2 separate regions of the Homo sapiens genome follow, and region 1 is linked to region 2. The links are chromatin loops, found by intact Hi-C in ENCODE. Cell type or tissue: psoas muscle. All regions are shown on one strand. Each heading gives the region's core, and the rest is flanking DNA. Links, peaks and the distances in the headings are about the cores only. Region 1 overlaps WBP1L (WW domain binding protein 1 like). Region 2 overlaps PDCD11 (programmed cell death 11).

Region 1 (5,365 bases), core at 226-5,225, 650 kb after region 2:
CGAAGGACCCTCAGAAACAGAGGCACTCCATGAGGTTCTATGGGAAATTCTGGAAGCCCCTGTGGTCCTTACAAGAAAATGGCATAGTGACCATCTAGAGTGGCCTGGCATTCATAGTAGCTTGGCTTGCAACCTCTCTCTGCAAAAACAGCAAGCCAGCCAGGTGTGGTGGCTCACGCCTCTAATCCCAGCACTTTGGGAAGCCAAGGCGGGCAGATCACGAGGTCAACAGATCGAGACCATCTTGGCCAATACGGTGAAACCCCATCTCTCCTAAAAATACAAAAATTAGTTGGGCATGGTGGTGCACACCTGTAGTACCAGCTACTCAGGAGGCTGAGGGAGGAGAATCAGTTGAACTCGGGAGGCAGAGGCTGCAATGAGCTGAGGTTGCGCCTGCACTCCAGCCTGGTGACAGAGCGAGACTCCGTCAAAAAAAAAAAGAAAGGCAAACCTGGGCTTCTGGGAGGGCCCAAGGAAGCATCTAAGTTGTTGTCAGCTGCTCAGCACACAATGGAGAGGGCAGCCAGGAGAACCTCAGGCAAGAGCTTCTGCAGCAGACCTGGCTAAGACCATATTCTCTAGTCTTCAGCTAACAAAGTCCAAAGAGCACCAGAACTCTCTTCCTCTACAAAGGAAGCACTTCTGGAACCCATAAACAGATTCCACTCACCAACACTGTCCCCAAGAGAATCCGAAAAGGGCTAATGCCCAGAGTTTCCCACTAAGCAGAGGCAGTAACTGGGACCCTGGGATACTGAGAGGCACCCAAGCAAGGACTTACACCAGAGTTCATAGTAGTAGTTGCAGCACTGAGACTGTCCACAGCAGTGTCCTGTGTCACAGATGTAGCTTTGATTGTTGGTACCCACACAGGCTTCCTTATCCTAAAAAATTAAAAAAGCATGTTAGCATATTAAATGACAGCTTTTGAACACTTTCCTTCTCATCATTGTCCTCCTGGTTGTCTATTCACCAGCCCCCAAAACAGTTTGTATCAATGTTTATTCCATTAAGAAAATCAACTTTGGCCAGGCGCGGTGGCTCACACCTGTATTGCCAGCACTTTGGGAGGCCGAGGCAGGCAGATCGCGAGGTCAGGAGTTCGAGACCAGCCTGACCAACATGATGAAATCCCGTCTCTACTAAAAATATAAAAATTAGCCAGGCGTGGTGGTGCGCGCCTGTAATCCCAGCTACTCAGGAGGTTGAGGCAGGAAAATCGCTTGAACAAGAGAGGCAGAGATTGCAGTGAGCCAAGATCACGCCACTGCACTCCAGCCTGGGCGACAGAGCGAGACTCCATCTCAAAAATAAAAAATAAAAAAGACAAACAAACAAAAAAAACTTTAAAAGATTTACACAACAACAACAGAGTTTAGGGGAAAAAATATGGTTTATTAAAGAGGAGAGGAGATTCAGGACACAAAAGCAATTGGCAGAGTGAAGTTTTCCTCAGACAGGACAGGCAAGGGCTGCCTCACTTTAGGTCCAAGTAGAAACATTTCATGTTCCGGTGCTAACCTCAGCCGGTAGGAGGGTGATGATTCCCTGGTAATTAGCAGTACATTTTAAATAAAACTGGCTTTTCTGTGAAACTTCCTGGAATAATTAAAGCGGTATGTATTCTAGGATTAGCATCTGCTCAGTTATTCCATTCTTCTTTTTAAAACACTTTCTCTCCAAGGTTAATTCACAGTGTGATCCTAAAGAGGGCAACAACAAAAAAAATCTACAACTGAAATTCTTTACTTTTCAATAAAGGGCCGAACTGCTCAGATAACCCAGTCTAATTTCAATCTGCTAGATCATTTTTGCTTATTGAAAAAGAATCCTGACTGGATCCAGGATTCATACTGTCCCTTGTCAGGGACACTCACATAAAGGGCACTACTGAGTGGCCATCTAGCTGTCTGCCAAATTCTGTCCACAGCACTGGTGGATGAGGATGGAGGGGAACTTTAAAAAAAAGTTTCACATGTAAGATATAAAATACCTCCCAGACCAACGTTAACCTCAGCCCAAAATGTACTTGGGGCCACTATGCAGATGACGAAACCTGTAAGGCATCTGCTATATGTGGCCTTCAACATTTCTTCATTCTAAACAATAACACAGTCACTTACTGGACGCTGTCTTTGTGCCAAGCATTGTGTTGGGTTCAAGGGATACAAAGATGAATAAGACATTGTCCTTATCCCCAAGAAGCTCAGAGTTAAGAAGGAAAAAAGCCCTGCTCAGCAAATAAACTAAAGCCACAGTATTTGCGGCAACTCAGGCTGGCCCTGCCCACAGTGCACATCCGGCGGACAGCTGCCAGTGGAAACTGAAGTCACATGGTCGGCTCCTCCTCTCTGGGCCATGCTTTACTACACTGTCTACTTGGCCAAGGGTATACACCAGGCACTCCAGTGACTGTCTACAGGGCTAGAGGCTGGGCAGAAACAGGACTGGCACCTGAAGCCACACGGAGAGGACAAGAGAAAGCACAGGACTGAAAACCAGTTCCCCGGCTTAGTGCACGTTTCCACCATAAATCTTTAGGTGTTTCTTGGTCTTAAAAACTTTACATTCTGATATGACAGTTTAGAAAGAAGGAAACGAGAAATTCATAAACCCTGACAATGAGGCCCTCACAACATTGCACGCAGAGTTCCTTCTATGTGCTCCTTCCCCCGCCGCCCCACCACCACCCTCCCATGTCCACCATAAGCAAAATGAGACACTGGCTATCAAGTTGGATTTCTCATACCATCTACTTAATCCTGTACTAAAAGTGAAAAACAGAATGATTTCTACTGGCCATGTATGCCATTCACACCATCATAGCTGAAAAACCATTAAGTTGAACCATCGCAAGTTGTGGACCATCTAAATATCTTGTCCCCTGTACTTCTTCCTCCTTCCGTTTTCACCATCCCATGCCCACCACAAACAAAATGAGACACTGGCTATCTAGTCAACTTCTCCTCTGAAGCCTGGTGCGTGTGGAAAAAGCAGATCTATGCTTGCTACTTTGGCCAGAACACACACTCTTTGACTTCAGAGCAAAACATGCCTTTCATAAAAACATCAGAAAGTTTCTCCCCAGTTTACCAGGCCCTGCGAATGCCATTCTTCCGGCACTGGCTTAAAAGAGCACAGTTCAAAGTGTCCACATAGTTTCTAAAAGAGGCAGTGGTGCCTACACTTGGCACAAGAAAGAATCCAATGACACTTCTGTCTCAGGAAAATTCACCAGAGGCAGCCCAGGCTCGGAACACATGGCTGTCAACTGGTCTTAAGTGAGACATAGAGTGGAATGCATTTGAAATCTAAACAAGTGGCATCCTCATGACCTACTGCTGTCAGTCAGCTTTTCTCTCGGATCTTCTGTGCACCGAGGCAGGGGGCCTGGAATAAACAAGACCTCACTCTGCTTCACCGTTCTGCCTCCGCTTTCCCAGGGAGAGCAGAACAGTGGAAGCATCATTTAATCCAGTGTTCCTCAAACAGTTTTTAACACAGTACGGAAGTTTCTCGGCTTACGATGGGGTCATGTTCTGGTAAACCCATCATAAATTGAAAATATCGTCAGTCAAAAATGCATTTAACACAGTTAATCTACTGAACAGCATAGCTTAGCCTAGCTTACCTTAAACTGCTCGGAACTTACATCAGCCTATGGTTTGGTAAAATCCTCTAACACAAATTATTTTACAATAAAGTATTGAATATCTCATGTCATCTACTTAATACTGTATTAAAAATGAAAAACAAATGATTTCTACTGGCTGCATGTATCAATTGCACCACCATAAAGTTGAAAAATCACTAAGTTGAACCATCACAAGTTGTGGCCATCTATATATCTAGTCCCCTGTGGTCCTTCTCCCTCCTCTAAATACAGAGTCCCTGAGCTGCCTGGGATAGTCTTGGTTATGGGAACTGTCATTTTCTGCTGCAGCGGTACGAAAGAAGGTGTACCTCTAGCAAGGAAGAGGTGAAGGAGGATTCAGGAGATAGTGAGATATGAGTGCCAAAGTGAGTTCCTTCAGAGAGACATGCTGGTGTCAGTCAATAGTGGTATGGAAAACCCAGGAGCCTTGGGTTTGGCCCCAGCTCTCCTCGCACCCCCCTACTTTTTTCTTTTTCACTCAGAGTCTAACTGTTGCCCAGGCTGGAGTAGAGTGGCCTGATCACAGCTAACTGCAGCCTCGACCTCCAGGCTCAACTGATCCTCCTGCCTCAGCCTCCTGAGTAGCTGGGACTACAGGTGCACGCCACCACACCCGGCTAATTTTTGTAGATCCCAGCTCTATCACTACACAGAAATGAACTTTAGGCAAGTTACTCAATGGCCCTAGGTCTGGTTAAGATCACCTGTAATGTCTCCTTAAATTTTCTTTTGTGGGGGTGGGGAGGATGGAGTCTCACTCTGTTGCCCAAGCTGGTATGCAGTGGCGTGATTTTGACTCACTGCAACCTCCACCTCCCGGGTTCAAATGATTCTCCTGCCTCAGCCTCCCGAGTAGCTGGGATTACAGGCGTGAGCCACCACGCCCAGCCGTCTCCTTCAACTTTAAGGTTTTATTATCCTCCCCATCCCCTTTCCACCCTGACATAGCAGCCTCAAGCCAATGCAAGATATCATGAAATCTATGTCTCCTCTCATGCAAATCCACAGCAAAGAACAGTGGTGTGGAAATGCTGCCTGGTGATCTTCCACCCCTCCTTATATGAGGAGCCTAATTGTTGCACACCTAGGACTCAAACACCTCCCGGTGGCTTAAGATCTACACAAAGCCTAAGTAGTTAAGAGTTCGCTGGGGCCAGGTGTGGTGGGTCACGCCTATAATTTCAGCACTTTGGGAGGCCAAGGTGGGCAGATTACTGGAGCCCAGGAGTTTGAGACCAGCCTGGACATGGCAAAACCCCATCTCAACCAAAAAAATAATAATACAATTAGCTGGGTGTGATGTTGCACACCTGTAGTCCCAGCTACTTGGGAGGCTGAGGTGGGAGGACTGCTTGAGCCCAGAAGGTTGAGGCTGCAGCAAGCCATGATTGCACCACTGCACGCTAGCCTGGGTGACAGAGCCAGACCCTGTCTCAAAAAAAAAAAAGAGTGAGCTGGATCTGGGTTCAAAGCCCAGCTTTTACAGTAGGGCTATTAACTGTGTGACCTTGGGCTAATTAAATTCTCTGGGCTCCTACTATCAACATTATTCTGTGAGCCACTATTGCTGAGCATGAAAGACCATCCAAAAAGCACTTTGCCTTCACTCAGAATTGTTTCAGAACAGCCAAGTTCTCTGTGGCAATGTGGGCTGCTCCAGACACATGAAGAAGAAAAGAAAAAGGAACTGGAAAGAATGCAATGGAA
Region 2 (5,361 bases), core at 1-5,000:
CACCTAATTTTTGTATTTTTAGTAGAGATGGGGTTTCGCCATGTTGGCCAGGCTGGTCTCAAACTCCTGACCTCAAGGGAGCACAGATTTTCTAAAAGGTTTCTTCAATAGGTAAATAAGAAATGTAAACAGAGGCTGGGCAGTGGCTCACACCTGTAATCTCAGCACTTTGGGAGGCCAAGGCGGGTGGATCACTGGAGGTCAGGAGTTCGAGACCAGCCTGGCCAATATGGTGAAACCCTTTCTCTACTAAAAATACAAAAATTAGCCAGGAGTGGTGGTGGGCACCTGTAATCTCAGCTACTTGGGAGGCTGAGGCAGGAGAACTGCTTGAACCCGGAAGGTGGAGGTTGCAGTGAGCCAAGATCACGCCACTGTACTCCAGCCTGGGCGACAGAGCAAGACTCCATCTCAAACAAAAAAAAAAGACAAAGAAAAAAGAAAAAGAAACGTAAAGAGAGAAAAGGCTGGAGATAGCACCAGAGCGGGAAGATGGTAGACAAAGAAATGATACTTATTTGATGCTGATCAAATGCCCCCAGATCTCTGTACAGGAGCAAGTGGTGAAACAAGGATGACCTTGCCTGTCCTTGCCCTCCAAGCATTTCAGACAAGCACATGTGTGACCTCCAAACAAGGCAGATGGTGATGAGAGGAACCAGGCCACGGGAGATTCAGAAAAGGCACAAGTGCTCCCAGAGGGGCCTTTGAAGCCTTCCCAGAGGTGGCATCTGAGCTGAGCCTGGCAGGTTGAGCTGGGTTTTGATGGCCTGAGATGATGGCAGGGGAAGGAGGTGCTCTTAAGTTTGCAGGGGTGGCAGCAGAAAACGCAGGCTAAGTCTAAGCGCAAGTAGAGTGTGAGTTAAAGGGGGTAAGGAAACGATGGAATCACAGCCACAAGGGCCTGCTTCTCTTACCCAAGCAGAACTTGCTCCTTTTCCATTCGCTCTGGGGGGTAGGGCTTAGGCAGTTCCTCGCCCCTCCTGAACTGTGCCCATTCTCTGGCCAGCTCTTTGGATGGCTGCTCATCGGCGTGGTGGCCATCCTGGTGTTCCTGACCAAGTGCCTCAAGCATTACTGCTCACCACTCAGCTACCGCCAGGAGGCCTACTGGGCGCAGTACCGCGCCAATGAGGACCAGCTGTTCCAGCGCACGGCCGAGGTGCACTCTCGGGTGCTCGCTGCCAACAATGTGCGCCGCTTCTTTGGCTTTGTGGCGCTCAACAAGGATGATGAGGAACTGATTGCCAACTTCCCAGTGGAAGGCACGCAGCCACGGCCACAGTGGAATGCCATCACCGGCGTCTACTTGTACCGTGAGAACCAGGGCCTCCCACTCTACAGCCGCCTGCACAAGTGGGCCCAGGGTCTGGCAGGCAACGGCGCGGCCCCTGACAACGTGGAGATGGCCCTGCTCCCCTCCTAAGGAGGTGCTTCCCATGCTCTTTGTAAATGGCACTACTTGGTCCCAAACTGAACCCCACTGCTTGCTCACATCCATATCAGAAGGGGATTTTTAAAAAACTGTTATCTTCTTGGCCAGGGGAAAGGACCACAAGGCAATCTGGGGTGTGGACAGACCCAGTAGACAATGGAAGCCCCAGCCAGCAGGGCCAGGTGACAGTGAAGCTCACCAGTGGGCTCCTTTATGGTACTCTATGCAGTTAACATGTATCTAGCTGCATAGGGACACCCAGCGCAGCAGTGCACCACTGGGAAGTGGCCTCCAGTGCAGCCTCTGGCCTTATTTTATATATTTAAATTTTTGATAAAGTTTTTCTTACTAAAAGGACTAGCCTGGTGTCTGTGTGATTGAATGGGCATGCCACAGCAGGCTGGTGGTCATAGGGCCAGGCCCAAATCCTATGCCGTGTTAGGGAAGGGGACAGGACTAAAATGGCCCACAGGGGTGGCAGGGAGGGTGCAGTGAGTACCAGGGGTTCAACACAGGGGAAGGCTCTGGGGCTGATGATCTCTTTGCAGTTGGGTTCTATTATCTGATTTGGTGTGGGGAAGAGATGAAGCCTGGCCTTTCTCAGAAGGAAACAGTCTGAAATTTCACGAGTCAGAAGATTCTGCGCTCAGTGGGCAGGCCAGAACTAGCTCTCGTAACCTAGTGCTCATGTCCAAGAAGCAGGCCAGCCCCAGCTTCTCCTTCCTCCCATCCCTGCCCGCCACCCGCCCCACCTCTAGAACCTTTGGATGCTCTCCCTTGGCCCTGTCCGGCTTCCTGGCATATGACTCAGTCATTTCCCATGGAAAAGCTCTCAGGACACTTAAAGCTCTGCCAGAGAAAACGTTTAATTCCCTCATGACCAAGACAAAAAAGAACTGGCTTCAACAACTAGCTGGGTCTGTGCTGGCCTCCAAGACCTTGAATAGCCCAGATATGGAGAGGTTAGGTAATGTGGCCATAGTGGGCGTGGGATGAGACATCATCAGTTCACGCCAACACCCGTGGCTTTCCTCAGCAGCCCAGGTTTCTCCATTTCCCCCTCTGGGCTCTGAATTTGTCCTCCTGTCCCAGACTCATAGCCTCCCCTAAAGGGCAGAAGGTACCAGTGAGGCTGAGGCTGAAGGAACACCCAGAGACTCCAAGATCGGAGGGGAGGGCCCACTCCCTGGAGCCTACTGACCCCCTCCAGCTGGACTGACAGCCTGCCAGGGACAAAGCAGGACCCTGACCACAGGACCCTCGGGAATAGCCCCTCTACTCTTGCTCCCCAGGGAACTCCCCTGGAAGAGGGACCCTCAGCATTTCTGGGAGTCCAGGGGCCTGCTGCCCACAATCCCCAGGTAGCCTCAGATAAGGAAAAAGATAACAAGTTGGTACTGAAAATAAAGCAAGCGAAGAGGGATTTAAAAAATCTCAACTTCCTTTTCATCCTGACAGGATTTCCCCAAGCGTGCTGCAGAAAAAGCAGCATTTAAATAGAGTCCTGAGGTAACAGTTTTCCGAGTGCCCAGGCACTCGAGGCGGGGCCGGGCTGGCCCATTGTTGACAGTGTCCCACAGAGCCAGCCTGCCACTAGTCCTCTAGCACTGAGCTCTTGGCCTCCACATACTCCAGGGCCTTGGCCTTGACTGCCTGCACATCCTTCTCAGTGCCATGCTGCTTCTCGTAGTCCAGGTAGCGCTTGAAGAAGAACTTCATTCTCTTGGGGGCCAAGCTCAGATGAATGACCCGCTCAAAGATGTCCCTGTTGAGGAAAAGCAGAGTGGCATTTGCCTGTCAGTCCCAGGTCACGTGCTTCCTGCCTAGCACTCACCCACTTGCTCTCAGCCCTGGAACCAGGACCCTCTCCCATCCAGGACTCCCACTTCTACCATTATCTTTATTAATCCATGATGAACTCCCATGATGCCTTGGGGAGAGGCACTACCACCCTCATCTTCCAGATGAGCAGATGGACACCCAGAGATGGTAAGGGACTTCCCTGCCTAAAGCCACACAGTGATCAAGACAAAGCTACTGGGATGGGGGACACAACAGTGAGAAACATACATAGTGAAGGGCTTGGGTGAGGCACCTGTTCTTTTTGGACCTCAGTCTACTCATCTCTAAACCCTCCCTGTCTTGTGGAGACGCTGGGGTCAAAAGCAAGAGAATGCCTGTGAAAGTAGTCTACAATGAGAGTCAGGAACAGTGTTAATTATGAGAGAAACTCGAGTCTCTTGACAAGGCTACCTCCTACCAATGGTTTCAGACACAGACCAGATGCTGGCCTTTGAGGCAGAAAGAGGAGTTGAAGTGAATGTCACTGGGCCTGGGGCATCACATCTAGCTGGTTTTCTAGATCAAGTAAGAGAACTGGGATGCTGAGAGCTGCTGTGGGACCAGTGCCTACCACGCCCTCTCCTGAGGAACTCGGCCTTGGCCAGCTGCCCCACTCACCGGACGTCCTTCTGGCTGCCGTGCTTGATGGTCATGTCGATATAGACCGACCAGACATCTGTGCGCTTTGGGTAGGTGCTCAGCGTGTTCTCAAAAATGGCTTTGGCCCGCTCTGCATCCCCCAGCTGAAACTCAAGCTGGGCAAACTTGGCAATGACATCCACATCTGCAGGGAGAGGACTGCTCAGAGACCCAACAAGCAGACAGCCCCCTCACCACAACACAGTGTTCCGCAGGGTCAGCGTGCACCTGACTCCCTGCTCTTGGGTCCCAAGACTCAGGTTGTGACAAGAGGGACAAAGACCCAAAAGGGGTGGGTTTGGGGCCAAATACACAGATGGGCACTGCAGACACACCACTCTCTGGGCACAGAAGAGGTGGGGGATCCCAGGGGCAACAGAACTAGTACTAACTGCGTTTTGTTCCTCCATCTTTTGGAGCCTGACATTTGAAATTTAACATGCACTGTTATGCTGAGGGGCAGAGAATCAACAGGCAGCAAGAGGAAAGCCCTCACAAGGCTCTCCTGACTTAGAAGAAGCAATGCCACAGCCAGTTCCTACTCCCCGATCCTGGAGTGCTCATGGGCTCAGGAGCTGGGAATGAGCACTCACGCTCCTTGCTAGGCAGGCACTCCAGGGCTCGCTGCAGCACGCGGTGACTGGCTGCAGCCTGGCTCCTCCGCAGAAGGAAGGCGCCGTATTTGATCCACACAGCTTTCTCCTGCCGGAAACGCTTCAGCATCCGGTTGTAGAGTTCACCAGCTTCCTGTGGGAAAAGACGAGGCACGCTGAGGAGAGTGTGATACTACAGAGGGGACAAGACAGACAAGCAGCAACACTCACAAGAAGCTAGACCTGGGCTCCCAGACACCAAATCACTCTCAGGGCCTAATGCTAGAGACCTGAGAGGAGCGGGAGGGAGGCTCACAGAAGGGCACCGTGAACAGGCACAACACGACGGAGGGGATTCCCTGCTGATCCGCACCCATGGGAGGGCGGTCCTAGCCTAGAACATGAGAATGACAAGGGGGAGTAGGAGAGACGCCAGAGCGGATGCTGGGCCGGGACGTCCCCTTCTGTCTGTGATGCCCTGCCAGCAGCCCAAGGCAGACACACCAGGGGTCCACTGCCCCTTCACTTCCAAAGCCACTCCTTCCCTCACCTTGACCCCACAGGCCTGAAGAAGAGGTGAGGGAAATGACTTCTTTTACTTGGAAGATAGGGAAGTTGGGGCCCCGATGTTGGGTGGCAAGCTCACAGCAGGACTGGACCCAGCACCCCAGGGGCTCTTCTCTGAGATTGTGGCCCTGGAACTCCCAGGAGTTCGTCTGTGGCCCAACCTCCTACCTGGAATTTCTCTGACTTGGCGTAGATGTCAGCCAGGTGGAGAAAGACTTTGAGAGGCTCGTTGTACTGCACGGCTCGCTCAAAGACCTTGGTCAGGGACTCCTGAGAGCCGTACAT

The links. Hi-C counts contacts between places; a loop is a spot of excess contacts. Peaks named below come from ENCODE experiments on the same cell type or tissue, not always from the same donor. Only the 100,000 strongest peaks of a DNase experiment are listed, where the experiment ranks them.
Region 1: it touches region 2 in a loop (7-fold over the local background); 1 of 110 quality-filtered maps calls a loop at or near these places.

Annotation. Positions count from the first base shown.
Region 1 is chr10:102,793,515-102,798,879 of GRCh38, reverse strand. WBP1L (WW domain binding protein 1 like) reads right to left here. Exons shown (of 4, transcript NM_001083913.2): 2 at 785-887. Among named protein-coding and RNA genes, the nearest start is that of CYP17A1-AS1, 36 kb to the left of the region's middle. RefSeq lists an enhancer at 2,521-2,570. In psoas muscle, for the core only: no CTCF peak of the experiment used is centred there; DNase peaks (open chromatin) are centred at 2,309 and 3,259; H3K4me3 peaks cover 2,350 bases; H3K27ac peaks cover 5,000 bases.
Region 2 is chr10:103,443,217-103,448,577 of GRCh38, reverse strand. It overlaps PDCD11 (programmed cell death 11), which reads right to left. Exons shown (of 36, transcript NM_014976.2): 33 at 5,245-5,361; 34 at 4,510-4,663; 35 at 3,896-4,061; 36 at 2,284-3,200. The coding sequence ends at 3,029. It overlaps CALHM2 (calcium homeostasis modulator family member 2), which reads left to right. Exons shown (of 4, transcript NM_015916.5): 4 at 1,010-1,792. The coding sequence ends at 1,426. Among named protein-coding and RNA genes, the nearest start is that of CALHM2, 6.5 kb to the left of the region's middle. In psoas muscle, for the core only: no CTCF peak of the experiment used is centred there; DNase peaks (open chromatin) are centred at 1,238, 2,187 and 3,887; H3K4me3 peaks cover 3 bases; H3K27ac peaks cover 2,577 bases.